Linked DNA regions of Homo sapiens: region 1 is linked to region 2. A link is an interaction called in ENCODE POLR2A ChIA-PET data of the cell type or tissue named here. Cell type or tissue: Caco-2. All regions are shown on one strand. Links, peaks and the distances in the headings refer to the core of each region. The heading gives the core; the rest is flanking DNA.

What was found. Peaks named below come from ENCODE experiments on the same cell type or tissue, not always from the same donor. Only the 100,000 strongest peaks of a DNase experiment are listed, where the experiment ranks them.
Region 1: POLR2A ChIA-PET joins it to region 2 with 5 read pairs; 1 of 35 experiments calls an interaction of 5 or more read pairs at or near these places.

What each region holds. Positions count from the first base shown.
Region 1 is chr4:40,516,686-40,532,953 of GRCh38, forward strand. All of the region lies in intron 2 of RBM47 (RNA binding motif protein 47), which reads right to left. Among named protein-coding and RNA genes, the nearest start is that of MIR4802, 23 kb to the left of the region's middle. RefSeq lists enhancers at 8,893-9,692, 9,693-10,493. In Caco-2, for the core only: no CTCF peak of the experiment used is centred there; DNase peaks (open chromatin) are centred at 9,286 and 9,476.
Region 2 is chr4:40,356,044-40,372,311 of GRCh38, forward strand. No RefSeq gene overlaps it. Among named protein-coding and RNA genes, the nearest start is that of CHRNA9, 29 kb to the left of the region's middle. In Caco-2, for the core only: no CTCF peak of the experiment used is centred there; DNase peaks (open chromatin) are centred at 7,608, 8,138 and 11,628.

The sequences.
Region 1 (16,268 bases), core at 5,480-13,479, 160 kb after region 2:
GTCACTGAGCCATTGCTGACAGGCCAGGGGCTGAGGTGGCCTTTCCTGACAGCCCAGGATTTCCCTTAAGCCACTGACCTCCAAAAGCACCTCCTCTCAGAGCCGTAAGGCCCCACCTGGTCTAACCTGCTCTCCCCGCCACCTGTGGCATAGTTTCCTCTCAGATCCCTCTCCTCATCTTCCTTCCTCCCTCAGCACGGGCCAGCCCCTTATTCTAATGTTAGGGTTTATCTCACTTGACCTCTTGTCCCTTGCGTGCCCTTCTTTATGCAAACCCAAGAGGAGTAAATCCCCTGCATGCTAGGGATTAATTACTCCTATCACAGAAGTCTTTCCCATGAGCACCCCTCTTGGGTCACCTGTCTCATTCCACTCTGCATTAGGGTATTTGCGTGTCCTCAAATGCCATCCCTCCCTCCCTCCCCACCTTCCTTCCTTCCCTCCTTCCTTCCTTCCTTCTTTCTTTTTTCATGGAGTCTCGCCCTCTTGCCCAGGCTGGAGTGCAGTGGCACAATCTCAGCTCACTGCAACCTCCACCTCCCAGATTCAAGAGATTCTCCTGCCCCAGCCTCCTGCGTAGCTGGGATTATAGTCATGCACCACCACACCTGGCTAATTTCTTTGTAGTTTTAGTAGAGACAGGGTTTCACCATGTTGGTCAGGCTGGTCTTGAATTCCTGATCTCAAATGATCCACCCGCTTCGGCCTCCCAAAGTGCTGGGATTACAGGCATAAGCCACTGTGCCCGACCCTCAACTCCTTTCTAGATCACCAGAACACTCACCTCTGCACCCCCTGGCATGGAGTCCAATGCCTTACTGTTCAGAAATATACTTAAATTTTGATAAAAAAAAGTTTGAAGACACAAAATCTGAATCCAAAACAGTGTTTCAAAGGCATATATTCTACGTACAGTCAGCCCTCAGTGTCTGTGGGTTCCGCATCCCTGAAGTCAACCAACCACAGATCAAGAATATTCAAAAATCTCATGTACCCCATAAATATATATACTACTATGTGCCCACAAAAAATTAAAAATGTAAAAATGTGAAAAGGACGGCTGTGTCTGTACTAAACACATAGACTTCTTTTTCTTGTCATTATTCCCTAAACAATACAGCATAACAACTACTTACTAGCATTTCCATTGGATTAGGTATTCTAAGTCATCTAGAGATGACTCAAAGTATATGGGAAGATATGTGTAGGTCATATGCAAATACTGCACCATTTTATATAGAGGACTCGAGCATCCAAAATCTGGGGGGCCTGCAACCAATTCCCCATGGATACAGAAGGATCACTATATAAACAAATGCCAGAATTTGGGGTTTTAAGGTAGTTGCTTTGCTTTTATTTATTTATTTATTTTGTATTTCAATGAGGATGAGAAAATGGGATTATGAAGTCCAGATAGCCAATAAGATAGCCATCAAATCACACCACAAAACAAGCATTGTTTCTTTTCTTTTCTTTTTTTTTTTTTTTTTTTTTTTTTTTTGAGATGAAGTCTCACTCTGTCACCCATGTTGGAGTGCAGTGGTGCCATCATGGCATCATGGCTCACTGTAATCTCCACCTCCCGGGTTCAAGCAATTCTCCTGCCTCAGCCTCCTGAGTAGCTGGGACTACAGGCACACACCACCACACCCGGCTAATTTTGCTATTTTTTTAGAGATGGGGTTTCACCGTGTTGGTCAGGCTGGTCTCGAACTCCTGAGCTCAAGTGATCCACCTGCCTCGGCCTCCCAAAGTGCTGGGACTACAGGCGTGAGCAACCACGCCCAGCTGCAAACATTGCATCTCAAGTGCCTACAATAATCAAGTATTTGATATATGACACCTCATTTAATTAAACAGACAGATGAGAGGACAGACTCAGAGAGGCTGCCCAAGGATACACAGCTAATAATGACAGATCTGAGAACCTCAGCGGGTCCCAGTTGGAGCCCTTCTCTTTGCCTGAGTCACACTCTCATGCACATGCACACTGTAGCCTACACACCCTACTGCCCAATCAGGGGTGTCCAATCTTTTGGCTTCCCTGGGTCACACTGGAAGAAGAATTGTCTTGGGCCACACATAAAATACACTGATACTAATGATAGCTTATGAGCTTTAAAAAAAAAAAAATCCCAAAGGAAGCTTATGAATTTGTGTTGGGCCACATTCAAAGCCATCCTGGACATGCCACAGGTTGGACAAGCCTGGTCTAAATCAAGATCCAGCCCAGGAGTGGTGGCTCACACCGGTAGTCCCAGCACTCTGGGAGTCCCAGGCAGGAGGATCACTTGAGCCCAGAGTTTAAGACCAGCCTAGGCAACATAGTGAGACCCTTGTTTCTATAAAAAAAAAAATATAAAAAATGATCCAGGCATGGTGGCATGCGCCTGTGGTCCAAGCTACTTGGGAGGCTGAGGTGGGAGGATTGCTTGGGCCGGGACTCCTCACTGTAGTTGAGGCTACAGTGAGCCAAGATCACACCACTGTACTCTGCCCTGGGTAACAGAGTGAGATCTTGTCCTTAAAAAAAATAAAAAATAAAAATCACTTGCATGTATTTTCTGCCAACCTCTGACCAGAACCAGTTCAACTGTTTTTCTCCTTCAATCTTTTTTTTTTTTTTTTTGAGATGGAGTTTCACTCTTGTTGCCCAGGCTGGAGTGCAATGGAACGATCTTGGCTCACTGCAATCTCTGCCTCCCGGGTTCAAGCGAATCTCCTGCCTCAGCCTCCAGAGTAGCTGGGATTACAGGTGTGCACCACCACACCCGGCTAATTTTGTATTTTTAGTAGAGATGGGGTTTCTGCATGTTGGTCAGGCTGGTCTCGAACTCCCAACCTCAGGTGATCTGCCCACCTCGGCCTCCCAAAGTGCTGAGATTACAGGTGTGAGCCACCACACCCAGCATCCTTCAATCCTTTACCTTGGTCTCCTCACCCTCCTCTCCCACTTCCCTCTACCCTACCCTCCTTTTTTTTTTTTTTTTTTTTTTTTTTTGAGACGGAGTCTCGCTATTGTTGCCCAGGCTGGAGTATAGTGGCTCAATCTTGGCTCACTGCAACCTCCATCTCCCAGGTTCAAGCAATTCTCCTGCCTAAGCCTCCCGAGTAGATGGGACAACAGGCGCCCGCCACCATGCCCAGCTAATTTTTGTATTTTTAGTAGAGACGGGGTTTCACCATGTTGGCCAGGATGGTCTCGATCTCTTGACTTCATGATCCACCTGCCTTGGCCTCCCAAAGTGCTGGGATTACAGGCATAAGCCACCGTGCCCAGCCCACCCTACCCTCTTATCCCTAATTAAGATCATCTCTACTGCTCACTTTGAAATCTACTGATGAACTCTATTTCATATTGAAGCCCTCCTTTGACCATAAAATCCAACCAAAAAATATGGCTTCTCCCACTTTGGGTAAGCCTTTTATGTTCTTTTTTTTCTGTGATCACAAATTTGTCATTTGACTTTAAACCCTGTAGGTTGTATTAGAATTCCCCGTGTTCTATACGGCACTTGGCACATAAAAGTCTCATGCTGCTCAGAGACTAAATTATGTGTCCCTGAGAAAGGACTGTGCCTTCTGTGCAATAGAAATGTTTTATAATAGCATTTTCCACCTCCAGCCATGTGATTCTAAGTGGAGTTTTTTCTCTATTGGTTTTGGTATGCCAGCATGCAGGTATACCCCTAGAATTTTCAACTGCAGAGCTGCAATAGGGCAGAATAATGTGTCTCTGGGGAGTGCTGCTCTATCGCCCCAGGCCTATTCCAAAGCATCTTTCAGCTGTAGGGGCCCATGTCTAGCCTGAATATCTTTGAGGCTAGTATATATTTGGCCTGCAGAATAGTTTCAGCTTCTGAAAGGGGTTTTGAGCTCCCTTGGACACTAGGAAATAGTAGAGGAGAAAGGAGAGGTAGAGATTTAATCTGGAGCTTCTAAATCTTCCGGAATCTTCCAAAGGTTTAGGAATGCCCATGAATCATACTCAAACCCCTTTAGAGGACTTCAAAGAGTACCATGAATGTGACCTCAGAAACTGCTCATCACCTAGCCAACCTCAACAGATGTGTAAGAAAGGGCCCAGGGGCTCTTGGTGCTTTCCCAAACTGCCCAAGGAAGGAGGGGCTGCAATAGGAGAGGGGAGATCAGTCTACACTGTCCGGTGCTGCCTATCATGGGGACATCAACCGCTAGACCAGCAGTTCTCAAAGTGAGGTCCCTGGAATGCTGAGAGGCTCCACGGTTCTTAAAAATACTAACATATTTCCCTTTTACACGGCATTGACACGGACTAGTGATAAAAAGGCAATGGTGGCTAAAACTTCTAGCCGTGTGAGAGGCAGTGCCACCAAAGTATACTAGTAATTGTGGCATTTTTTTACCACCAGGCATTTGAAGTTGTTCTACCTTTTTTTAAAGCCAATTTTCCTTAAGAATGTATTTGGTAACACAGTATTAATTTTATTTTATTTTTTATTTCTTTTTAAAATGTTTTAAATTTTTTAATTTTAATTTTTTTGTTGCTGTTGTTTGAGACAGAGTCTGCTTGTTGCCCAGGCTGGAGTGCAGTGGCACAATCTAGGCTCACTGAAACCTCCACTTCCTGGGTTCAAGTGATTCTCCTGCCTCAGCCTCCCAAGTAGCTGGGATTACAGGCACCTGCCATAACATCCAGCTAATTTTTGTATTTTTAGTAGAGATGGGGTTTCACCATGTTGGCCAGGCTGGTCTTGAACTCCTGACCTCAGGTGATCCACCTGCCTCAGACTCCCAAAGTGCTGGGATTACAGGCATGAGCCACCACATCCAGCCTATTTATTTTATTAAGTCTCAATTCAAGTAGATGTTTTAAAAATATTCTGTGCGATGAAACAGAAAGTATGATAAAGCACTTCTACTGTATACCAAATTATGATTGCTGTCTCAAGGAAAAATCACTTGAGAGTCACAGGCTACATTACTTGATAAAACAAACTATGATTATTTAGACTTGAATATTTGGCAGACCTTTTCTAGAAAATGAATGAAGTGACCCTGGCACTTCAAAGAACACAACAGACAGTATTGATTTCCAATGATCAAATTCAAGCTTTCAAGCAAAAGTTAAATATGGGGGAACCTGGCTAACTCTGGGTGTACTGCCTATGAGTTAGCTCTGCTGTGCAAGGAGAAGAAAAATAATTTTAAAAAATACAAAAAAAGGAAGAAAAAATTTGGGGGCAACCTGCATTTATCACCACAAGCTTGACTGCTTGTCAGTGATTAAAGGCTTTTCTCATGAGATCAGCTATGACATTAACAAATGTGGATTTTTAAAAATACATACTGAAATGTTTCAATATTTGGAAGATCTTCACAATTCAGTGAACCAATATTTTCCAAATAACCAACCATGATGTTACAGAATCATGCATGGGTAAGCAGTCCATTCAAAGTTCAAGATGGGCCAACCAATTTTAATGTAACAGAGCATGAAAATTTCCTTTTTATGGTTTCAGATTCTGCTGCAACTAACCTTTAAGAAACTACCTCTTGGCTGGGTGCAGTGGCTCACGCCTGTAATCCTAGAGCTTTGGGAGGCCAAGGCTGGCAGATCACCTGAGGTCAGGAGTTCGAGACCAGCCTTTCCAACATGGTGAAGCCCTGTTTCTACTAAAAATACAAAAATTAGCCCGGCGTGGTGGCAGGCGCCTGTAATCCCAGATACTCGGGAGGCTGAGGCAGGAGAATCTCTTGAACCTGGGAGGCAGAGGGTGCAGTGAACTGAGATTGTGCCACTGCATTCCAGCCTGGGCAACAGAGCAAGACTCCATCTCAAACAAAACAAAACAAAACAAAACAAAAACTACCTCTTGTAGAGTTTGGGTTTAGTATCAAAGAAGAATGTTCACAATAATCCAAAAATTCTACTATAATATTCCTCCCTTTTCCAATTGCATATCTTTGTGAGGTTGAATTTTCTTTCCCTATAGAATTTCAGTGAAAATGACATACCTCAATAGATTGAAGCAGAAGCAAATATGAGCATACAGCTGACTTCTATCAAGACAATCATCAAAGAGATTTGAAAAAATATAAACGACATGATCTTCTCTTTATCTACTTTTTTTGGAAATATAATTATTTTTCATGAAAACATTTTCATAAAAAATGAGCTTACTATTATTCTTGTTAAAGGAAATTAATATTTTTCTTAATTTTAATTTCTAATGCAGTAAATATCAATATATAGAACCCAAATAAAAGCACTTTAAAAGCACTTTGCATTTCTCAAAAATCTTTTTTTTTTTTTTTTTTTTTACACAGAGTCTCACTCACCCAGGCTGGGGTGCAGTGGTATGATCTCGGCTCACTGCAACCTCTGCCTCCGGGGTTCAAGCGATTCTTATGCCTCAGCCTCCCAAGTAGCTGGGATTATAGGCATGCGCCACTATGCCTGGCTAATTTTTGATATTTTTAGTAGAGACAGTGTTTCACCATGTTGGCCAGGCTGGTCTTGAACTCCTGACCTCAAGTGACCCACCCGCCTCAGCCTCCCAAAGTGCTGGGATTATAGGAGTGAGCCACCACACCTGGCTAATAATTTTTAAGAATATAAAAACAGGGCTAGGCACAGTGGCTCATGCCTGTAATCCCAGCCCTCCTGGCTTGGGCTCAGGAGTTCAAGATCAGCCATGGTAGGCCGGGCGTGGTGGCTCACGCCTATAATCCCAGCACTTTGGGAGGCCAAGACGGGCAGATAGCCTGAGGTTAGTAGTTGGAGACCAACCCGGCCAACATGGTGAAACCCTGTCTCTACCAAAAATACAAAAATTAGCTGGGCATGGTGGCAGGCACCTGTAATCCTAGCTACTCGGGAGACTGAGGCAGGAGAATTGCTTGAACCCAGGAGGCAGAGGTTGCAGTGAGCTGAGATCACGCCATTGCACTCCAGCCTGGGCGCCAAGAGCAAAACTCCATCTAGGAAAAAAAAAAAATCAGCCAGGGTGACGTGGTGAAACCTTGTCTCTACAAAAAATACCAAAAATTAGTCAGGCATAGTGGCATGCACCTGTGGTCCCAGCTACTTTGGAAGCTGAGGTGGGAGGATTACCTGAGCCTGGGAGGTTGAAGCGGCAGTGAGCAGTAATCGCGCCACTGCACTCCAGCTTGGGTGACAGAGTGAGCCCTGTCTCAAAAAAAAAAAAAGAGGAAAAGAAAAGGAAAGGAAAACAGGGTTGTCTGATTTCGCAAATAAAACTTCAGGGTGCCCAATTAAACTTGAATTTCAGATAAGAAATGAATATTTTCATATATGTTCCATACAATGTTTGGGAAATACTTGTACTAATAAATTATTTACTGTTTATCTGAAGTTACAGCCAATTGAGTGCCCTGTATCTTATCTGTCTGTGAAGATGTCCAGAGTCCCCAAAATTTGAGAAACACTGCACTCGGCTATGTCCCTCCCACATGTGCTAAAACACTAATACAAACATTTATTAAGCACCTGCTGTGTACTAGACACAGTGCTAAATTCTCGACATATACAACCTCCTGCCAAATCTCATGTGGCAAGTACTCTCATGATCCCTATTTTCTCATACAAATGAGGAAACGGAAACCCAAAGAAGTCAAGTGAAGCTAATTATTGGTGGAAAGCAAGACTGGAACCCACCAGACTCCAAAATCTCAGCTTGTACCTATTAGGCTTACACTGAACCCTGAATAAATGAGATTTCTAAAGATGGTTGGCTTTTCTGCATATTTTCATCTCACATTTTAGCACATCCATTTCTGTTGCTCATCTTCTCTCTGTTTCACAGCTGTGTGTTCTGCTATCACAGCAACCGTGAAAACCAAGGCTGGAAGTGCCGTGTGTGTCAAGGAATTCTAACCAGAACTGGAATTGGCATTCGGACTCAGAAAAGGATTTTCTCATGGATGCTTTCCTAGGCATGACAACAGCATAGTTCTGGGCTGGGAATTCTAGAATGCAGCAATGGTGCACAGACACCGCTCAGCTCACTGCAGCCTTGACCTCCTGGGCTCAAGCAATCCTCCTGCTTCAGCCTCCTGAGTAGCTAGGACTACAGGCGCACGTCACCACGCTCGGCTAATGCTCATTACTATGAATGAAAAGCCACTGGGAGCCCGGTACTGCGCTAGAATCTTCTTTGAGAATAAGCTGGGAATTTATCCAAATGAATCTGTACCAACCAAAACAAATGCAAACGTTGTAAGCAAGCCAAGGTCCTGTTTTTCACATGATCCTGATCCAGGCCACTGGATATATTTAATGAGCTCAGGCTTGATAGTAAACAAAATAGGGAAAGTAAAATATTTTTATGATCCAGTATGGGGGTAAGGCTATGAATTTCACTGTGTTACATGATTTGCAAATACAAAAATGAATCTGCTTGCACCCAACTAGGGGACCTCCCCTAGTTACCGCTTGCTATAATGAAATGTAGAAAGTGATAAACATGGCCAGGCATGATGGCTCAGGTCTGTAATCCCAGCACTTTGGGAGGCCAAGGTGCGCAGATTGCTTGAGGCCAGGAGTTTGAAACCAGCCTGGCCAACATGGCGAAACCCTGTCTCTACTAAAAATACGAAAATTAGCCAGCTATTTTATTAGTACAAAATACGACTATTAGCACACCTGTAGTCCCAGCTACTTGGGAAGCTGAGGCACGAGAATCGCTTGAACCCAGGAGGCAGGGTTGCAGATCACAGAGTGAGACTGTCACAAACAAAGTGATAAACATAAAAAAAGAGATGCTGGTCTTTCATATTGGCCAGATTTCTTTAACAAAAACATTCACCTTTCAAACAATTTTTGTTTTGTAAATCTGGATTTTTATTAAGGTGAGGCACACTGGATTATTCTAAAGGCAGTTGTGTATACAGAAGCCAGGGGCGAAAGAACTTCGAAAATAGCCTAGAGGAAAGAATGGGACAAAGAGAGGAAGGGGAAAAAAAGGATAAATAGGGGAAAAAATGCAAAAACTGGAGTTTTTTGGTAACTAAGAAGAGGGGCATTTTAAAAGCCAAGGCTTGGTAAAAACCTAGGGAATAGGCTTAAGTAGAAAGGAGATTTGGGAAGCTCCAGGGCCCTTGGACACCTGGCAGTGAGCATCAGAAAGAAAAGTAAGAGTTCTTAAGAAAAACCAATCAACTTTGCATTTGCCCTGGGGCTGGCCTGGCAGTGCTGCTATCAGAATTCAGATACTGGCCCAGCCCTGCTCTAGGGCCTGAAGTTTGGCTCTTGCCTCTTCATTTCAGTCCCTTTAGCTGCCCATCCAATCTAGATCCCCGGAGTGCTCAAAGGAGAGGCAACAAGAAGAAAAAGAAAAAGAAGGACAAACTGAAATGCAAGCATGGACCTTAGATGACGATTCTCACAGCTCTCCCCCTTCATGGGACCTTCAGAATTCATTCTTGTGAAAGCTGTAAGTCAAGGAGGACACAGCCAGAAACCGTGACTCATCAAATTCCCAAAGCCAAGACCAGAACACACAGACTCTGGATCCAAGGACTCGCTTTCTGCTTTCAGAACACGGGATCCTGCCTACTTTGTAGTATTTCAATACAAAGCTGATCAAGCCGAGGGTCCCCATCTACTCCCCGCCAGCCTGGCTGCCCTTCCCTGTCTTCAGAGTTTTCTAAATCATAGAGAAGATAGAGTTTAATTCCATGGTGTTTGAGTCACAGGACCTTAGAACACTTCAGAAAACGATTGGCCTTAAAAAATGGTTGGGTCTGTACAAGAAAGTCACTGAGTACAGAGGATGGCAAACATTTCTGTCATGGGCTAGGTAAATACTATAGGCTTTGCAAGCCATGTGTTTTCTGTTACATATTATTCTTTTATTTGTTTCTTTTTGTTTTTTGTTTTTGGGGTTTTTGTTTTTTGTTTTTGAGACAGGATCTCCCTCTGTCACCCAGGCTGGAGTACAGTGGTGCCATAACAGCTCACTGCAGCCTCAACCTCCCTGGCTCCAGGGATCCTCCTGCTTCGGCCTCCTGAGTAGACTGCAGGTGTGCTTCACTACACTTGGCTAATTTTTTTATTTTATGTAGAGACAGGGTCTCTCACTGTGCTGCCCAGTTTGGTTCTTTTTTTTTTTTTTTTTTTTTTTTTTTTGCAACCTTTTAAAAATGTAAAAACCATTAGCTAGAGGGCCACACATAAACAGACAACAGACCACAGTTTACTGATGCCTGACTTAGAGCAATGGAAAAGGGCTGGCAGCATTGACTGGTGACTGCTGCATGTAGTGAGACTAAAGATAGTACAAAACCTCACCAGGTTTGACGAAGGCAACTACCTCTCCATCTGACTTGCCCAAGTCAGCTATAGCTGTGGCAGAGAATTTAATCTGGAAATGCTAGGCTTATATCTTTGAAAAATTAGATAAATGAAGTTGTTGGTTTTGTGTTTGTTTTATTTTATTTTTTTGAGACAGTCTCACTCTCTCTTGCCCAGGCAGCCACCCTGCAGTGTCGTGGTGTGATCTTGGCTCACTGCAACCTCCACCTCCTGGGTTCAAGCAATCCTCCCACCTCAGCCTCCCAAGTAGCTGGGACTACAGGCGTATGCCACCACAACTGGCTAATTTTTTTTTTTTTTTAAGACGGAATCTAGCTCTGTTGCTCAGGCTGGAGTGCAGTGGTGTGATCTCGGCTCACTGCAACCTCTGCCTCCCAGATTCAAGCGATCCTCCTGCCTCAGCCTGCCAAGTAGCTGAGATCACACCTGGCAATTTTTTTTTTTTTTTTTTTTTTTTTGTATTTTTTAGTAGAGACAGGGTTTCACCATGTTGGCCAGGCTGGTCTTGAACTCCTGACCTCAAGTCATCCACCCGCCTTGGACTCCCAAAATGCTGGGGTTACAGGCATGAGACACTGCGCCCGGACTAACTTTTGTATTTTTAGTAAAGGCGGGGTTTCACCATGTTGGCCAGGCTGGTCTCGAACTCCTGGCCTCAACTGGTAACGCCCGCCTCAGCCTCCCAGGACAAATGAAGTTTAAAATAAGCTAGAATATTTTTTAACCTGCTAGTTTTCATTGTGTGTGTGTGTGTGTGTTTGGGGGGTGGGGGGGTGTACGTTTTTATTTAAAAGTGAATACTCCATATGTACCACAAAATTCCAAACCTGGAAGAATCTTCCAATATAGTCCAGTCTACAACTGTTTACCCTTGAGGAAACTGACCTGCTTCAGTTAAATGAGATATTCTAAGTCACATGTTAGTTTGCAGAAGAGAAGGGGCCAGAAACTTGTTTTCGTATTTCAAAATTCATACACTTTACTTTAATGGTGCACTGCCCATTAAGTACTAAAAAATCAATTCAACAAATACTTACGAAGTATTTCTTATATATCTAGCACTGGTTAGGTGCACTAAGGTTACAAAATAAATGTAAGCGAAGATTACTGCCCATAGAAATGTTTTGGGCCAGGTGTGGTGGCTCATGCCTGTAATCCCAGCACTTTGGGAGGCCAAGGCGGGCAGATCACAAGGTCAAGAGATCAGGACCATCCTGGCCAAAATGGTGAAACACCATCTCTATTAAAAATACAAAAATTAGTTGGGCGTGGTGGCACGCCTGTAGTCCCAGCTACTTGGGAGGCTGAGGCAGGAGAATCCCTTGAAACCAGGAGGCCGAGGTTGCAGTGAGCTGAGATCGTGCCACTGTACTGCAGCCTGGCGACAGAGTGAGGCTTTTTTAAAAAAAAAACAACAAAAAACCCTTTTGGTCTCTCACTGAGAAAACAAGGCACACACACTAAGCAAATATATTCTTCCTTGCATTGTCATGTAACTACATATCTAAAATGGGAGCCACCGTAATCCTAGCACTTGGGAGACCTGAGGTCAGGAGTTCAAGACCAGCCTGGCCAATATGGTGAAAACCCATCTCTACTAAAAATACAAACCCTAGCCAGGCATGGTGGCATGCACCTGTAATCCCAGCTACTTGGGAGGCAAAGGCAGGAGAATTGCTTGAACCTGGGAGGTGGAGGTTGCAGTGAGCCGAGATCGTGCCACTGCACTCCAGCCTGGGTGACAGAGTAAGTAAGACCCTGTTTCAAAAAGAAAAAAACAAAAACAAAAATTAGCTGGGCATGGTGGCATGCGCCTGTGGCCATAGCTACTTAGGAGGCTAAGGCAGGAGAATGGCGTGAACCCGGGAGGCGGAGCTTGCAGTGAGCCGAGATCCCGCCACTGCACTCCAGCCTGGGCGACAGAGCGAGACTCCGTCTCAAAAAAAAAATAAATAAATAAATAAATAAATAAATAAATAAATAATAAAGAAAGAAATAATAAAACAGGGCCATCTCGTATAACTCTGTAATGGTGGAAAGTTTCTGTATCTTTGCTGCTATCAGGATAGTAGCCAGTAGCCACATATGTCTATTAAGCACTTGAAATGTGCCGCTGGCTACCATATTAAAAATTTTTAATTTTACAGATGTTCCTTGACTTACAATGGGCTACTTTCCATTAACCCCATCATAAGTAAAAAATATCATAAGTCAAAAATGTGGCTGGGCGAGGTGGCTCACGCCTGTAATCCCAACACTTTGGGGAGGCCAAGGTGGGCAGATCACTTGAGGTCAGGAGTTTGAGACCAGATGGGCCAACCATGGCCAACATGGTGAAACCCTGTCTCTACTAAAAATAAAAATTAGCTGGGCATGGTAGCACATGCCTGTAATCCCAGCTACTCAGGAGGCTGAGGCAGGAGAATTACTTGAACCTGGGAGGCAGAAGCTGCAGTGAGCCAAGATCGTGCCACTGCACTCCAGCCTGGGTGACAGAAGGAGACTCTGTCACAAAAAAAAAAAAAAAAAAAAAAAAAAAAGCATCTAAGGCGGGGCATGGTGGCTCACACCTGTAATCCCAGCATTTTGGGAGGCTGAGGTGGGCAGATCACCCGAAGAGCTCGAGACAAGTCTGGCCAACATGGCAAAACCCTCTCTCTACTAAAAATACAAAAATTAGCCAGGTGTGGTGGCACACACCTGTAATCCCAGCTACTTGGGAGGCTGAAACAGGAGAATTGCCTGAACCCGGAAGGCGGAGGTTGCAGTGAGCCGAGATTGTGCCACTGCACTCCAGCCTGGGCAACAAAGCGAGACTCCATCTAAAAAATAATAAATAAATAAATAAATAAATAAATAAATAAATAAATAAATATTAAAATAAAAGTAAATAAACTTCACGATGGATTTTAAGGATATTAGACCCCCTTTTTTTTTTTTTTTTTTTTTTGAGATGGAGTCTCACTCTATCACCCAGGCTGGATTACAGTGGTGTGATCTCGGCTCACTGCAACCTCCGCTTCCCGGGTTCAAGCGATTCTCCTGGCTCAGCCTCCCGATGAGCTGGGATTACAGGCGTGTGCCACCACACCTGGTTAATTTTTGCATTTTTAGTAGAGACGGGGTTTCACCATGTTGGCCAGGCTAGTCTGGAACTCCCGACCTCAGGTGATCCGCCCACCTTGGCCTCTCAAAGTGCTGGGATTACAGGTGTGAGGCACCATGCCTGGACGATCATGAAGTTTAAAAATTCTAGGTGGAGCATCTTCTGTACTTAATTTTAATTAAATTATTATTATTTTTCTTCTTCTTTTTTTCGAGATGGAGTCTCGTTCTGTTGCCCAGGCTGTAGTGCAGTGGTACAATCTTAGCTCACTGCAACCTCCACCTCCTGGTTTCAAGCAATTCTCCTGTCTCACCTCCTAAGTAGCTGGGACTACAGGCACACGCCATCGCACCCAGCTAATTTTTATATTTTTAGTAGAGATAGGGTTTCACTATATTGGCCAGGCTGGTCTTGAACTCCTGACCTGTGATCCACCCGTCTCGGCCTCCCAAAGTGCTGGGATTACAGGCGTGAAGCACCGCGTCCAGCCCTATTTTTCTTCTTTTTAATCTGAATTTAAATAGCCATGTGTGGCTAGGGACTTCCGTACTGGACATCACAGGTCTAAAATAATTATTATAATCTGGATGAAAAATATGTCACATTCATTCTGTCACTTTTCCTTCTTTTGCCTATGGCAAAAACCACTATGATCACAGGACTCTTTTTCCTTTGAACATGGGCAGGCTTTCAGAATTCTCCATGCAAGGCGAGGCACGGTGGCTCACACCTGCCACCCTAGCACCTTGGGAGGCTGAAGTGGGAGGATCCTTGGAGCCCAGGAGTTGGGGACCAGCTTGGGCAACATAGTGAGACCTGTCTCTACAAAAAGCAAACAAAATTAGCTGGGCATGGGGGTGCATGCGTGTAGTCCCAGCTACTCAGAAATTGAGGCAGGAGGACTGTTTGAGCCCTGGAGGTAGAAGCTACAGTGAGCCATGATCGCGGCAGTGCGCTCCAGCCTGGGTGACAGAGTAAGACTCTGGAATAAATAAATAAAATAGAATTCTCTATGCAACCATTGTCAATGGCATGGACTTGGTTTACATAAAACGAAACCTGTTTGCCATTCCCGATGCAGATTAAAAAAGGTGACAAAGGTGACCTGGAGAAGGAAGGAGTTGAGGTGAGCTTCAGATGAGATCGGGAGTGATCAGGGTGGTCTGGCCACAGACTAGCTGAGCTTCAAAGGATAACATCTGGAGAGATAAAGAGGAAAGGACAAAGAGTATGGGGTTCTCTGTATAGAGGAGAGTAGCTGCGAAGGAGCTGAATGGAGCTCCCCTGGTCCTAGGACAAGGAGGATGCTGGCCTGCCAAGCAGAGAGGGTTGGGTTGGGTGTGGTTGGAGATAAGGGGATAGGCGGAAGGGTGGGTCTGGGTTATGACTTTGAAATTCCAGGACACCCTGAGGGTTTCAGAGGAGCCTGGAGAACACATTTTAGAAAGGCAACTCTGATAGCTAGGCACAGATAGGTTGTACAATGGACATGCGCTCAGATACCAGGGTGAAGGCTATGCCAGTAATGATGTGTGTTTTTCCTTTAGGAAAATAAAACTTGTTTATTATGTAAAATGTATAAATGTCAGAAAAGCAGATATAAAAAAATTAAAATCAGATGTCTACCAACCACAGATGACATTTTGATGTGGTTTCTTACAGTTTTTTTCCTCCTTCTCTGGCTAGTGCAGTAATTTAGGAATTAACATTATGACTTGAACTAGGAAGATGGTAGTGCGAATGAAGAGGAAAGGCCGTGAAAGATATCGTTAAGTGAGGCAGGGGGGTGAGGACAAAAGAGAATTAGCTTCCAAAGACAGGAGTTCTAGACCTGGGTATTCTGTGGGGCCTGAACTCCCAGCCTTGGTTTTGCCATACATCAATCTCTCTCTTTTTTTTTTATCTTTTTTTTTTTTTTTGAGATGGAGTCTTGCTCTGTCACCCAGGCTGGAGTGCAGTGGCGCAGTCTCAGTTCACTGCAACCTCTACCTCCTGGGTTCAAGAGATTCTCCTGCCTCAGCCTCTCAAGTAGCTGGGACTACAAGTGGGAGCCACCATGCCCGGCTAATTTTTTGTATTTTTAGTAGAGACGGGGTTTCACTGTGTTAGCCAGGATGGTCTCGATCTCCTGACCTCGTGATCCACCTTCCTCAGCCTCCCAAAATGCTGGGATTACAGACGTGAGTCACCACGCCCGGCATTTTTTTTTTTTTTTTTTTTTTGAGATGGAGTCTTGCTCTGTCACCAGGTTGGAGTGCAGTGGCACGATCTCGGCTCATTACAACCTCCACCTCCTGGGTTCAAGTGATTCCCCTGCCTCAGCCTCCCGAGTAGCTGGGACTACAGGCATGTGCCACCACACCCAGCTAATTTTTTGTATTTTAGTAGAGACAGGGTTTCACCATGTTGGCCAGGATGGTCTTGATCTCCTGACCTCATGATCCACCCGCCTCAGCCTCCCAAAGTGCTGGGATTACAGGCGTGAGCCACCATGCCTGGCCTTTTTAAAAAAAATATTATTCTTTTTCCTTTTTTTTTTCTTTTTAAATATTTTTTTCCATTTTTTTTTTGAGACGCCTGGCCCATACGTCAATGTCTTAACCACTTCTTATTGGAGTCTAATTAAAGGTCAGATGAGATTTTTGAGACCCCCTTCAACTAACGTACAGATATGTCTGTGTATATTTAAAGTGAACATCACATATAAATAGAAGTAGTTGTCATAACACCACACAAGATCCCTTGATCTCTAGGCTATACCAGTAGCTTATAGCCTCTTGCAATCTGCAAAATTTTAGGGGTAGAGTAATTAAACTTTCTATTCTGAGCAGTGTTACAAAGAGG
Region 2 (16,268 bases), core at 3,678-11,677:
CGTGCCCAGCCCTATAGTCTCAATATTTTGGGAGACTGAGGTGGAAGATTGCCTGAGCCCAGGAGTTCCAGAGCAGCCTGGGCAACATGCAGAGAACCTGTCTCTACAAAAAAGTTAAAAATTAGCCGGGCATGGTGACAGACAACTGTGGTCCCAGCTACTTGGGAGGCTGAGGTGGGAGGATCACTTGAACCCCAGGAGACTGAGGCTGCAGTGAGCTGTGATTGCACCACTACACTAGCCTAGGTGACAGTGTGAAACATTCCCTAACTGCCAACTCATTAACTATTCTTTTTCCAGTTAAACAGAGGTGGAGAGAAAACAGGAGTCAACCTAGGAAGGGGAGGATGATGTTTGGTTTAAACATATAGACATTGCTTTTTGTTTGTTTGTTTTTGTTGTTTTTTTTTTTTAGACGGAGTTTCACTCTGTCACCCAGGCTGGAGTTCAGTGGCCTGATCTTGGCTCACTGCAACCTCCGCTTCCTGGTTTCAAGTGATTCTCCTGCTTCAGCCTCCTGAGTAGCTGAGACTACAGATGCGTGCCACCACGCCTGGCTAATTTTTTGTATTTTTAGTAGAGACGGGGTTTCACCATATTGGCCAGGCTGGCCTAGAACTCCTGACCTCGTGATCCGCCCGCCTCAGCCTCCCAAAGTGCTGGGATTACAGGTGTGAGCCAAAGCACCTGGCCGGCATTGTTTTTTAATTCTTGTGTTTACTCATTCCAGAAAATATTTGTTGTGCACCTATTATATACTTAGTGGTATGTATGCCAGCTGCCTTGGAGGGAACAAGTATGAAACGTGGCTTCTACCCTCCAGTTGCTCACATGTTGCTCACAGTTCAGTGGAGGAGATACCAAGGAAATAGGCAAACATAGTCAAGTGTAAAACGTGCTATCACAGAATCACGGACAAAACACCATGGGCACAATGATGATGAATCTGTTTGAGGGAAAGCTTAGGAAAGACTTTGCAGGGTATAACATTAACATTTGAGTTGAGGTTTTTTATTGTTGTCTTTTGCTTTTGAGATGGAGTCTCACTCTATCACCCAGGCTGTGTAATCTCGGCTCACTGCAACCTCCACCTCTTGGGTTCAAGCAATTCTCCTGCCTCAGCCTCCTGAGTAGCTGGGACTACAGGTACGCGCCACCTCGCCTGGCTAATTTTTGTATTTTTGTAGAGATGAGGTTTCGCCCTGTTGCCCAGGCTGGTCTCAAACTCCTGACCTCAGATGTTCTGCCCGCCTCGGCCTCCCAAAGCACTGGGATTACAGGCGTGAGCCTCTGTTTCCGGTCTTAAGCTGAGTTTTGAAGGTTGAGTAGGAGTTTGCTAGACAAAGAAAGAAATGAGGGTAAGGATTAGAAGGGATTGGTGAAAGAAGAGTGTGGGCAGAGCTTAGAAGAACAGAAACCAGGCTGGGTGCGGTGGCTCACACCTGTAATCCCAGCCCTTTGGGAGGCTGAATCGGGTGGATCACCTGAGGTCAGCAGTTTGAGACCAGCCTGACCAACATGGAGAAACCCCGTATGTACTAAAAATACAAAATTAGCTGGGAGAATCGCTTGAACCTGGGAGGCGGAGGTTGCAGTGGCCAAGCCTGGGCGTCATTGCACTCCAGCCTGGGCAACAAGAGCTAAACTCCACCTCAAAACAAACAAACAAACAAAAACAAAAAAGGAAGAACAAAAACCTTGTTTAGTCACGGAATGGAATCAGACAACTTTTCTTCTTATTTTATTTTAATTACAGAAGTAATTTTATCAGTTAGAGTTGTATTTGGCTGTGAATAACAGAAAACCCAGTGAGCCATAACTTAAGCAAACAGAGGTTACTCATCTCACACAAAAATAAATCCAGAGCTGCAAAGCCCAGGGATCTTTCCATCTTTCCTCTCCTCCATTTGGAAGTGAAGCCCAACAGCCTGAGGCTTGATGCTTCGCGGTCACAGAAAGGCGGTTGCATCTGTAGGCTTTGCAGCCACATTCCAAATGGGAAGAAAAAAGAATGGAAGGCCAAAGAGACATACCAGCCGAACTTCCCTCTTTAAAAAAATAATAATAATAATAAAAATTTTTAAAAATGCTAGGCTGGGCGCAGTGGCTCATGCCTATAATCCCAGCAGCACTTTGGGAGGCTGAGGTGGGCAGATCAACTTGAGGCTGGGAGATCGACACCAGCCTGGCCAACATGGCAAAACCCTGGCTCTACTAAAAATACAAAAATTAGCCAGGCGTGGTGGTGGGCGCCTGTAATTCCAGCTACTTGGGAGGCTGAGACATGAGAATTGCTTGAACCCAGGGGGCAGAGGTTGCAGTGAGCTGAGATCATGCCACTGCACTCCCCTCCAGCCTCTGCGACACAGCAAGACTCTGTATCAAAAAGAAAAGAAAAGAAAAGAAAAAAATCCTAGAAGCAGAAGCACATCCATGACTTTCTTCTGTAGCTCATTAGCTAGAAATGAATCACATGCAAGAAAATCTTGGAATAGTTTTACCTTCCCAAAGACAATCAATGTTATCTTTATAAGAAGGAAAGAGAGAGTAGATGTTGGGTAGATAACAAGCAGTTCCTGCCTCAATTATACAGCCACACTATAGTAAGGGCAGGATATAAAAGAATAACAGGCCAGGCACGGTGGCTCATGCTTGTAATCCCAGCACTTTGGGGAGTCGAGGTGGGTGGATTACCTGAGGTCAGGAGTTTGAAACCAGCCTGACCAACATGGAGAAACCCCATCTCTACTGAAAATACAAAATTAGCCGGGTGTGGTGGCACATACCTGTAATCCCAGCTACTCGGGAGGCTGAGGCAGGAGAATCGCTTGAACCCAGGAGACAGAGGTTGTGGTGAGCCAAGATTGCGCCCTTACACTCCAGCCTGGGCAACAAGAGCGAAACTCTGTCTCAAAAAAAAAAAAAAAAAAAAAAAAGAATAACAATTACTCAAGTTCCACAATCATAGCAATAACAACTATTCATTTACTATTATTTTCCTTCAATCATATTTATGTGTCTAGTTTCTCTGCTATAATTATAATCATTATGTATTTACTATTTTGTCCTGCTATATTTATTTATTTATTTATTGAGACAGAGTCTTGCTCTGTTGCCCAGGCTGGAGTGCAGTGGCTCTCTCTCGGCTTACTGCAATATCCGCCTCCTGGGTTCAAGCGACTCTCCTGCCTCAGCCTCCTGAGTAGCTGGGATTACAGGTATGTGCCACCACACCCGGCTAATTTTGTATTTTCAGTAGAGATGGGGTTTCTCCATGTTGGTCAGGCTGGTCTTGAACTCCTGACCTCAGGTGATCTGGTTGCTTTGGCCTCTCAAAGTGCTGGGATTACAGACATGAGCCACCGCATCTGGACTTATTTTCATTTTTGAGATGGGGTCTTGCTCTGTCATCCAGGCTGGAGTGCAGTAATGCAATCACGGCTCACTGAAGCCTGGACTTCCTGGGCTCACGTCATCCTCCCATCTCAGTCTCCTGAGTAGCTGGGACTACATGCATGCATCACCAAGCCCAGCTAATTTTTTAATTTTTTATAGAGATGGGGTTTTACTATGTTGCTCAGGTTGGTCTCAAACTCCTAGGCTCAAGCAATCCTCCCACTCAGTCTCCCAAAGTGCTGGGATTACAGGTGTGAGCCACCTGCCCAGACAGCATTCAATTTTTAAATAATTTTTTGTATAGATGGGGTTTCATTTTGTTGCCCTGGCTGGTCTTGAACTCCTGGCCTCAAGTGATCCTCCCACCTCAGCCTCCCAAAGACTCTGGTATTATAGGTATGCGTTCTTCAATTTGTACTGAACCTGTGGTAGGCAGAATAATGGTCCACCAAAGATGTCCAAGTGCTAATGTGAAGGACTGGTGAGTGTGCTAAGTTACCCCGCAATGAGAAGTTAAGGTTGCTAATCAACTGACCTAGAGGTGGGGAGATAATTTTAAATTATCCAGCTGGATAAAGATCCTTTTAAGTAGAAAAGGGAGGCAGAAGAGAGAGAACCAAAGAGATGGTATCATGAGAAGGACTCAGCCAATGTTGCTGACTTCGAAAAATGGAGGAAAAGAGCTATGAACCAACAGTGTGAGAAGCAGCCTCTAGGAATCGGAAAAGTCAAAGCAACAGATTGTCCCCTAGAGCCTCCAAAAGGAAAGCAGCCCTGCTGATATCTTAATTTTAGCCCAGTGAGATCCATTCCAGACTTTTGACCCTCCCAAACTCCAAGATAACAAATGTGGGTTAAGACATGAAATTTATGGTAATTTGTTATAGCAGCAATAGAAAACCAATTCAGTATCCAATGTTTAAGAAATAAGACTGTGGTGGCAATTAAAAGACTGTAGAGAAAAGTGGTAAAAGGCAGGGAGATCTATTGGGATTTTTTTTTTTTTTTTACCTGTTTAGGAAAGTGATAATGAAGGTTTGACCCAAGATGGTGGGAATAAGAAAATGGATAAGATTACAGATCACAAAATATTTATGACCTAGAATAGACAGGCTAGTTGGATACGGGCTTAGGGAGAGGATGGCATTGAGAATAATGCAGACAATCAAGGTGAAGAGTAAAAGAGAACCAGGTATTGGAGGAAAGAATTCTTTGTAGGGCATCTTGAGCTGGAAATTCTCATAGGAAATCCTGGCAGAGATAGCTAGTAAGTAGTCGACCATGCATTTGAAACTGGAGAAAAGTGAAAGCTAAAATAATTTTAAAATGAAAAATATTAGGTGGGGTGTGGTGGCTCATGCCTGTAATCTGAGCACTTTGGGAGGCTGAGGCAGGCGGATCACGATGTCGGGAGATCGAGACCATCCTGGCTAACACGGTGAAACCCCATCTCTACTAAAAATACAAAAAATTAGCCAGGCGTGGTGGCAGGCAACTATAGTCCCAGCTACTCTGGAGGCTGAGGCAGGAGAATGGCGTGAACCCAGGAAGCAGAGCTTGCAGTGAGCCAAGATCACGCCACTACACTCCAGCCTGGGTGACAGAGCAAGACTCTGTCTCAGTTAAAAAAAAAAAAAAGAAAAAGAAAAATATTAAAGAGATGTTATACTCAGGTTAATTGTTAAAGTATTTTTAACTGATTTCAGTGGGTAAGACATGGTGCTACAAACTGTGAGAAACTCAATAGAATAAAATCACATTCCTTGCCAGAATTCTAGAAACTCACAATCAGTCTGCATCATTAAAGCTTTATCTTGTTATGCGGTCATTTCTTCATTTTCATGTCTACTTCCCCAAGTATATTCAGACCCTCTCCAGACCTGGGGCCCAGAAGCTCTGTCATTATTCTCTCCGTCATTGTGCACAATAACAGGCCTAGTACACAATCATTAAACAGTAAACAATTGTTAAATGAATGACCGGGTGAAAGGAAGAGCTGTTAGAGAGTCCAACAAATCACTACAGAAATGCTGACCATGAAAAGCCTCCTATATTATGCAACAGACTGCCTTCAAAATAACAGCAATTGAGTTGGCAACAGACTTCTCATCTGCAACTATAGAAGCCAAGAAACATGGAGTAATATCTTCAAAATGCCAAAGAAAATTGACTGTCAACATAAAATTTGAACACTCAGCTGAACTATTCACAGTTGCAGAAAAAAATGTAGACGTACAAAAAAATAACAATACTTACCTTGCCCTTACCCTTGACCCTTAATTTAAATAACTTCAACAAGAACAAAAGTGAACTTAATGGAAGGAAGAAAAATACAGAAAGCAACAATGAGAAAAACATCAATAAAATATAATTTGTGGCAGGGCACGGTGGCTTATGCCTGTAATCCCAGCACTTTGGGAGGCCAAGGCGGGTGGATCACCTGAGGTCAGGTGTTTGAGACCAGCCTGGCCAACATGATGAAACCTTGCTCTACTAAAAATGCAAAAAATAACCAGGCATGGTGGAGCGCCCCTGTAATCCCAGCTACCCGAGAGGCTGAGGTGGGAGAATTGCCTGAACCCAGGAGGTGGAGGCTGCAATGAGCCTAGATTGTGTATAGTGTAATTATTGCAATAGTATTATTAATAATACAAAGACATGTTTCATATAAGGTAGAACAAAAACTCTATGTAATGATGTGGAAATTAAGAAGGGGAAGGTAAGATGGAACCTAAACCACACTAAGGTCTTTGTCTAGATAACAAATTACTTTTTTTTTTTTTTTTGAGATACGGTCTTACTCTGTCACCCAGGCTGGAGTGCACTGCTGCAATCTTGGCTCGCTGCAACCTCCGCCGCTTGGGTTTAAGAAATTCTCGTGCCTCAGCCTCGTTAGTAGCTGGGATTATAGGCGCCCACCATTATGCCTGGCTAATTTTTGTATTTTTCCTAGAGATGGGGTTTTGGCATGTTGGCCAGGCTGGTCTCGAGCTCCTGACCTCAAGTGATCTGCCTGCCTCAGCCTCCCAAAGTGCTGGGATTACGGGCATGAGCCATTGTGCCCAGCCACAAATTACTTTTAATATTAGTAAAATATATCATATTTGAATAGATGCCAAAAATTTAAGGAATGGCCTTAAAAGTATAGAAATATTAGTTGTGTCTTCTAAATTGAAAAAGGAAACACGAGGAAAGGTAAACTATTTCCAACACAAAAGAAGACAGAAAAGGGGAAAAATAGAAGAGATGCTTCATTCAACTGCTCTTAGCCATGCTTTGGTACAGAGTTCCCTGGATAAGCAATGCAAGTAAAAATACAAACAAAATACAAAATACTACAGCAAAGCGGGAAGGTAAATGTTGTATAGCTATTGAGACAATCAGACTACTGTATACAAAAATAAGTTTCAGACAGATTAAAGACATAGATGTCAAAACAAAAACAAACAAACAAACAAAAAAGCTTGTAAGAAAATTAGACTTCCTTTTTTTTGAGATGGAGTTTCGCTCTTGTTGCCCAGGCTGGAGTGCAATGGCGTGATCTCGGCTCACAGCCACCTCCGCCTCCCGTTGGGTTCAAGCAATTCTCCTGCCTCAGCCTCCCAAGTAGCTGGGATTACAGACATGTGCCACCACGCCTGGCTAATTTTGTATTTTTAGTAGAGAGGGGGTTTCTCCATGTTGGTCAGGCTGGTCTTGAACTCTCAACCTCAGGTGATCTGCCTGCATCAGCCTCCCAGAGTGCTGGGATTACAGGTGTGAGCCACCACGTCCGGCCAAAAATTAGACTTTCTAAATAAAATTCTTCACCTCCATGCATTTTAAGAAGTGGTAGCCACTATGGAAGAGGAGCCAGGGTGCTCTGGAGATAAAGCAAGGGACTGCTTTGGGTTGGGTGGGCAGCCTGTGGAGAAAGTGGTGTTTCAGATGAGACCTGAGGGTGAGAAAGAGCTGGCCGGGGTTAGAGGTGGGAGAAGTGCCAGGTTGCAGGTAGGAGCTCAGGCTCAAGGGCAGAACACAGCTCCTGACGTTGGAGAAAGGGAGAGGAGGCCCCTGAGGCAGAACAGTGAAATCAGATCAATGACCCAAGAGACATAAGAGTCGAGATTGGCAAGGTGAGCAGGGCTGGGTGATCCAGAGCCTTGCAAAGTTTAAGAAAACACCAACTACTTTGTTTATTGTCTGACTGCCTCAGCGCGCTGAGGTGTGTCCAGGTTTGTTGAGGTCCTGACCTTTGTTCTTTCTCCTTCTTTAGCCTCTGTGTCTCCTTTTCCGTCAGCTTAGGGCTCAGACCAACGCTTTACCAATGCAACCGGGACAAACCTGGCAACTGGACTGTCTTGGACAAACTGGAAACACAAGTTCTAGAACATCTGAAGCAATTGTGGTGAGGCCACTTGACATGTCACCAACCCCAGAGAGCAAAGAGCTCTCTGCCTTTTCTTCCTTCCTCTCAGATTACGCCTTTGAAATAAGACCTGACTGTTAAAACTTCATGAGCTTATCAATATATCCAAGCCACTCCAACACTTAAAAAATAAAACCCCATGACAAAACCTCTTTTGCCTTTGTGTATTTCTGTCTCTTTACTCTTGTCAGTCAAATTTCCCTCCTGGATCATTCAGGCTTCCAGCAGGACACAGATGGTGTGTTCATATAAAGATAATTTGAGGAAGGTGTAATAAAGGAGTGTCTGCAAAGGTGTAGGCAGGTTGCAGAGAAACACCAGGGGCAGTAGAAAATCCCAGGCCTAGAAAAGCAGAGCTGTTACCACTCTAGGCCTGAGAGGAGGTGGGAAGGAGTGGTTACCTGGACCCAGGAGGAAAGCCATGACTTCTGGTTGAGCAAATGTGGCAGAAGCCTTAGGGAAGGAGTTGGGGGATATATATATATATCCCCATCTCACCCTCCTTCCCTCCAGTCTCCTCCTAGGGCTCACCGTTGGCCAAACTCAACAGTCATGGGAATCTGTTGGTGCTGCCTGTGTGCCCAGGACAGACAGCAGAGTGGCAAAGCATTGAGTGTGAATCTGGAAGGACAAAGGGAGACATCTGGCACATTCCCTCATTCTTTGTCCTCACTCTGTGTTTAAAACCTGATTTATTTTCTCCACAGTCAACTGGAACTGCTCTGACCAAGCTCACCATGGACTTGGTAACTGCAAATCCACTGGATACCGCTGAGGCCTCTCTGCTGCCTTCAGCACAGTTGACTGCTTTCTCTTTCCTGAAACACTTCTGTCTTATCTTCTGTTACCCCCTCCCCACTTTTTTTTTTTTTGTTTGAGACAGAGTCTCACTCTGTCGCCCAGGCTGGAATACAGTGATGTGATCTTGGCTCACTGCAATCTCCGCCTCCTGGGTTCAAGCAATTCTCCTGCCTCAGCCTCCCGAGTAGCTGGGATTACAGGTGCCTGCCACCATGTCTGGCTAATTTTTGTATTTTTAGTAAAGATGGGGTTTCACCACATTGGTCAGGATGTTCTCGAACTCCTGACCTCCAGTGTTCCACCCACCTCTGCCACCGCAGACGCATAGGCAGGAGCCACTCACCCGGCCTGTGTTACCCCTTTCTGCTTCTTAAGTGGCACGTTCTCAGAACCCCTGGCTGGCTCCGACTCCTCCTCTTCTGGTCAAGGTTGGTGTCCCTCCATGTTACATCCTCAGCTCTCCTGATGATTATGTATGTCCTGAAGGTTCTCAAAACCGCTTGTCCAATCTTGAGCTCCCCTTAGCTCCAAACCCAATAGAATCTTCAAGTCCTCTGAGTATCTCCACTTCTCACAGGCCTTCAAACTCAACACATCCCAAACTAAGTTTATTATCTATATTGCCACCCAGGTCTCCTCCTCCTCCTGTGTTTTCCGTGTCATTTAGCTGTATTACCATCACCTCCATCAACCAGCCTAGAAATCGGGGAGTCTTCCTAGATTATTGTCTAACCTAAAATCAAACCTCTCACCGATCCTGACAATTTTACTTGCTAAGAGGTTTTCAAATCTGTCCACTTTTCTCTTTGACAATTGTGTTATTCTAGATCTTTATCCTCTTTGCCTGGCCTGTTGCAGCGCCAGCCTAACTGGGCCTCCAGCTGCTTCCCCCTTGACTCCATCCTAGTCAAACTGATCTTGTGACTCCTTTGCCTAAAACTTTTAAAATGGCTAAATACCTACAGGATAAAATCCAACTTCCTTAATATGACACAGCAGAGATTAAAAATGTGTGTGTGTGTGTGTTTTCTTTTCTGCTGTTCTAGGATGCCTTTGCATATTTCACTCCCTGTTCACCCCAGGAGTGTAAATCATGTTCTTGGCTTAGAGAGTAATCACCCTTCAATCTCTTTCAGGCAAAGTAATCAGACCTGTTCTGTTGCGAGGGTCTGAGACGCCCTGAGAGCAGTCAGGGTCTTCAGCATGGAAGGGGGTATGGAAATAAGAACTTTGGTGTTTAATGGTTTAAAAAGGAGAAGCCAAGCTGACTTGCCTCTCTGAGCATGTGACTCAACTGCTGAGCTAGACATGGACCTTCACCTGAGACCCTAAGCCTTTTATGGTTTATATGGAAAGATGAATACCAAATGCCAATAGCCAAAAAAAAAATATGCAAAAGAAGGCTGTGAGGGGTTCTTGCTTGAGAGGAAATTGGAGGTCATGGTAAGCAAATCAAGTTGGGACTGGGCTAGGAATAGACTCACCATTACCATCAAAAGAAAAAGAAAGAAAGAAAGAAAGAAACGAAAAAAAGAGAAAAAAAACAGTGGAAATGAATAGAGAAAACAGAGAATCCAGAAATGGCTCATAGTGCATGTGAGAATTTAATATATGGTCATGAGAGTAGCTGAAATCAGTGAGGAAAGGCTATCTATTAAAAAATAAAATAATTTCAGGCCCCTGTTTTATATAAGATATAAAAATTAATTTAAGATAGATCAAAACTTAAATGTAAAAAACAAAATAATAATATATAAATTCTATGAGAAAATCTAGGAAACTACATGTAAGAGGCAGAGGAGATTCCCTTATCAAATACTGGAAACCAGACGCTATTAAAAAAAGAGATAGACATATTTGACTGCATAAAACCCCAAAATGTCATGTGACAAAAGATATAATTAAAAATGGTCAGTTGGGTCTGGTGGCTCACGCCTGTAATCCCAGCAATTTGGGAGGCTGAGGTGGGAGGATCATTTGAGGCCAGGAGTTTGAGACCAGCCTGGCCAACATGGTGAGACCCTCTCTCTTTAAAAAAAAAATAAAGTCAATGAAAAAGCCAAATGAAAATTGATAGACTTAAACATACCATAAATACTGCTAATATTCAAAACACTTACAAACTGATCCAAAAGAGTAAACAACTCCATCAAGGATAATTAGCAAACAGTATAAAAAGATAGTTCACAAAGAGACAAAGTTTCATGCCTGTAATCCCGGCACTTCGGGAGGCTGAGGTGGAAGAATCACTTGAGGCCAGTAGTTCAAGACCAGTCTGGGCAACATAGCGAGACCTCGTCTCTACAAAAAACTTTTAAAAAGTTAGCTGGGCACGACGGCACATGCCTGTGGTTCCAATCACTTGAGCCCAGGAGTTCAAGATTACAGTGAGCTATGATGGCACTACTGCACTCCAGCCTGGGTGACAGAGCGAGACCCTGTTTCTTAAAAAAAAATAATAAAAGAAAAAAAAATTAAATAATTGGAAAAATTCATCTTTTGACCAGGCGCGTTGGCTCATGCCTATAATTCCAGCACTTTGGGAGGCTGAGGCAGGTGGATCAGCTGAGGTCAGCAGTTCAAGACCAGCCCGGCCAACATGGCGAAACCCCAGGCTACTAAAAATACAAAAATTAGCCAGGCATGGTGGCGTACTCCTGTAGTCCCAGCTACTCAGGAGGCTGAGGCAGGAGAATCTCTTGAACCCGGGAGTCAGAGGTTGCAGTGAGCCAAGATTGGGTTATTGCAGTCCAGCCTGGGTGACAGCGAGACTCCGTCAAAAAAAAAAATTATCTTTTTTCACAAAGCTTCTCCTGTATACTTCCAGTGTGTTAGTTACCCCCTTTTTTGCATTGTCTCTATAGTGTGGACAGAGTTTTATATTCACACTTATGACACACTAAAAATCTGTAATTTAAAAATGTCCACAGCTGTGCCTTCTAGATTGTGGCCACTGTGATGACAGGAATTGTGTCTTATTTATCTTCACATTCCATCATCACGGTGGACATTGTCCAAGGGCTGTAGCAACCAAGTACCGCAAACAAGGTGGCTTGAAACAACCGAAGCATACTGCCTCACAGTTCTAGAGGCTAGAAATCCAAAATGAAGTTGTTGGGAGGGACGTGTTCTCTCTAAAGATTCTAGGGGAGAATCCCTCCTTGCCTTTTCCAGCTTCTAGGGGACCCCTGAAACCCTTGGTGTTCCTCCACATTCTAATCTCTGCCTCTGTCTCCACATGGGGTTTCCCTACGTGTGCATCTGTCTATGTGTTCAAATTTCTCTCTTCTCATAAGTCTGTATATTTCTACCAGTCAAGATTGACTAAGCTTCATTTCCTGCCGTTTGGCTAATGAAAACAATCGCCATGTGGAATATTACTTTTTGTACCAAAGGTGCTTCTCTGGTCTGCCGGGTCCCCTAGATGTAGTGCCTTTTCCCTGATTTGAGAATGTGTGTTCTAATCCTGAATAATCCTAATTAGGATTGAATAAGGCCCACCCTAATACAGCATGATCTCATTTTAACTTGAATACACCTGCAAATTTAAGGTCAGGCACGGTGGCTCATGCCTGTAATTCCAGCACTTTGAGAGGCCAAAGTGGGCAGATTGCTTGAGCCCAGGGGTGTGAGACCAGTCTGGGCAACACGGCAAAGCCTTGTCTCTACAAAAAATACAAAAATCAGTGGGATGTGATGGAGCGAGCCTGTAGTCCCAGCCACTTGGGATGCTGAGGTGGGAGGATCCCCTGAGTCTGGGGAGGTTGAGGCTGCAATGAGCCATGATTGTGCCACTGCACTCAGCCTGAGTGACAGAGGGAGACCCTGTATCAAAAAAAAAAAAAGAAAGAAAGAAAAGAAAAAAGAAAAATTTATAGAACTTGTAACAAGCTATAAAATGTTAGTGATCTAAGAGAAAGTATACTAAAAGCAAAATGTACACCGATACGTAGCCAACAATTCATGTCAATTGCAGGGAGTGAAGTAATAATAATAAAATAAGTAGGCTGGGCCTGGTGGCTCACGCCTGTAATCCTAGCACTTTGGGAGGCCGAGGTGGGTGGATAACCTGAGGTCAGGGGTTTGTGACCAGCCTGGACAACATGGTGAAACCCCGTCTCTACTAAAAATACAAAAAATTAGCTGGGCATGGTGGCAGGCACTTGTAATCCCAGCTACTTGGGAGGCTGAGGCAGGAGAATCGCTTGAACCCGGGAGGCGGAGGTTGAGGTGAGCCGAGATCGCGCCATTGCACTCCAGCCTGGGTGACAGACTGAGACTCTGTCTCAAAATAAATAAATAAATAAATAAATAAATAAAATAAGTAAATATGGGGGGTGTGAGAGAAGATTTCATTCCTTTTTACATTTCCTTATCCAGGTTACAGAAACTAAAATAAAATAAAATTCCTGCTTTACACGGTTTGTACCTTAATTACATTTAGAAATAAATGACTCACCACAGGTTGAAAGTGCAAAGATTAGGATTATTCAGGACTAGAACACACATTCTCAAATCACGGAAAGGTCACTATGTCTAGGGGACCCCGGAGACCAGAGAAGTGCCTTTGGTTCAAAAAATAAATTCTACATAGTGATTGTTTTCATTAACCAAACCGCAGGAAATGAAGCTGCGTCAATCTTGACTGTCAGGAATATATAGACTTTGGTATGAGAAAGCTTTGAAGGAGACTTGAGTTTTTAAAAAATTGAGAAATTCTAGTCAAGAAGAAGAGACAATGGTGTAATTCAGACATGTGAACTGTAAAACAATTCAATATTTTCATAGAAAGAATGAAAGCCTGATTCTTCTTTGGGTCTGGAAAAACAGCATTTTGACAAATACTGGCTGGGAGGTGGGAGGGCCCCCTTTCTGGCTACAAACCAAAGAAGGATTTTCTTTACTCCGTCTCTGGCCCAAAGACTATGGTTAGAGCCTTCTGGGTTCAGTCATTTACAGAATAGTGACTCTACTTGCAGGCCCCAAGGTTCGAAGGTTGATACAGAAACCCAAAGTGAGAAAATGGCCTTGGTTTCTGATCTTGGAGATTTGAAGCAGGGCTGTCTATCTCTAACCCTGAGAGTCTTGGGCCAGGTTGAAATGAATTCCAAACCAAAGTTGATGCCATCATCCATGTTTTGTTAATTAATTCAATTAATAAGTGGTACATGACTGGTAGTAATTGGGCAGTTGCAAAGGCTCAGATACAGCCCACAGGTGTCCCTGTAACCCAGAAAATCCCTACCTACAGAAAGGGATTTGTCTTGTTCTGCACCAGCTATATTGAATTCTGAATGGGTGGTTTTGCAGGAAGTAATTTAAGCTGTAAGACTATCTGAGCCTTCATAAGTAATATAGCTGTAGAACATATAGCAATTGAGATTCTCACATTAGATAACTGGGCCAAAGTCCAGAGACCAGCTCGTAGGAGAGAGATGGCTGACATCCAGGAGTTCTTTGTCCCCAAGAATGGACTCTGAGCATTCCAATTCTGGCCCCATCTTGGGCAACTGCTGTAGGGTCAAAGCTACAGGAGTTTTTCTTTTCATGGGAACTAGTTCTAACATTTGTTTCAATCCTTTCTAGGAGAAGTAGATAGTAACTTATAGTATCCTGAAAAATGTTCTGCAAAAGAAACAAGTGCTATAAAAAAAGATCAGCAGTAAGGAAGAATTAAGAAGTAGAATAGGGCAGGGCGTGGTGGCTCACGCCTGTAATCCCAGCACTTTGGGAGGCCGAGACGGGCAAATCACGATGTCAGGAGATTGAGACCATCCTGGCTAACACGGTGAAACCCCATCTTTATTAAAAATACAAAAAATTAGCCGGGCGTGGTGGCAGGTGCCTGTAGTCCCAGCTACTCGGGAGGCTGAGGCAGGAGAATGGCATGAACCCCAGAGGCGGAGCTTGCAGTGAGCCGAGATTGTGCCACTGCACTCCAACCTGGGCGACAGAGCGAGACTCCATCTCAAAAAAAAAAAAAAAAAGAAGAAGTAGAATAACTTTTGTTACTTTTATCAGGGCGCAAAATCTTCCCCAGAGGCCCCAGCAGTATTCCTTCTATATCTCATTGGCCAGAGTTTGGTCACATGTGCACTCCTAGATCAATCACTGACAAAGGTGTAGACTACCATGACTCGCTTGAGAACAATCAAATTGATTCCCTGGAGTTGGGGAAGGGTTCTGCTTTCCCTTATCACATTGCTGCACTCCCAATACCTGAATAACAGCAGGGCTCTGTAGGCAAGGAAGACTTTGGATGGGTAGCAACAGAATGGACCGCAACAACACTGAAAAAAAAAAAAAAAGCAAAAAATAGGGGACCATTTAATTCCGGTCTCTGTACCTGACTCTTTATGTAACAGGACAAATACAAATTTGTCCCTATCTTGCCAAAGTAGACATCAACCTTGAATGGGGAGTAAAAACTCTTCTCTAGGTCCATGTATGCTCAAGTAGCACAATTATAGGCCCCATCATCAACTCTGAGGTCAAGCGGCCAACAGTAACATAAGGTTGGTTCCTAGAGCTGGCTGAAAGTCTCAAACTTAAATCCTTTACTAGTTTTTCTCAGAATTTGTCTGGCTTGATAAACTGTAAAACAGCACAGAAAGCAGAAAAAGAACTTTAGAAATTGAGGAGATGTTGGCCGGTACAGTGGCTCACGCCTGTAATCCCAGCACTTTGGGAAGCTGAGGTAGGCAGATTGCTTGAGGCCAGGAGTTTGAGACCTGCTTGGCAAACATGGCGAACCTCCGCCTTTACAAAAAATACAAAAATTAGCTGGGCATGGTGGTGGGCGCCTGTAATCCCAGCTTCTTGGGAGGCTGAGGCATGAGAATTTCTTGAACCCAGGAGGCAGATGTTGCAATGAGCCGAGATCTAGCCACTACACTCGAGCCTGGGAAGCAGAGAGAGACTCTGTCTAAAAGAAAAAAAAAAAAAAAAGGCAAGGAGCTATTATGCCAACATCAGAATCACAAAGGACAAAGCAAACTTAGTAAATTTTGAACAAAACTTTGAAACTTAATGACTGTGAATGGCCAAATGCTACTCAACTACGAGTGACAGAAATAAAATAAAGCAAAAGACACTGCTACAGAGGTTAAAAAGTTAGGCTATGGTGAGTAGTTCTATTTTCTTTTTTTTTTTTTTTTAACAGACGGGGTCTCACTATGTTGCCCAGGCTGGCCTCAAACTCCTGGGCTCAAGCATTCCTCCCCGGCTCAGCCTCCCAAGTAGCTGGGACTACAAGCATGTGCCACTGCTCCCAGCTAATTCTATTTTTGAACATAAAGATAACATGTGTGAGATGTATAATTTTCTTAACAGAAATTCAATTTCTCTTGCCTCCACTAAAATAAACAACAAATATTTACTGAACATTGCTTTAAAGAGGTGCCCTATTACTACCCTGCCTACAGCACCTATCCTCGTTCTATCAGTGTGGCAGTGGGATGCAAGAGACAGGGGCTTTGGCATTCAGGAAGCTGGCCTGGAATACAGGCTGTGAACTTGAACGAGTCCTCAGTCTTGTTAGTGCTCAAATCCTCAGCTGCAAAATGGAAGCAACCTCTCTCAGAGTCCTTCTGTTCTTGATTTGTAGTAGGTCCTCAAGACATGGCAGTTACCTTTAAGTTTGTTGGGAGCAGTGGTTTTGAAT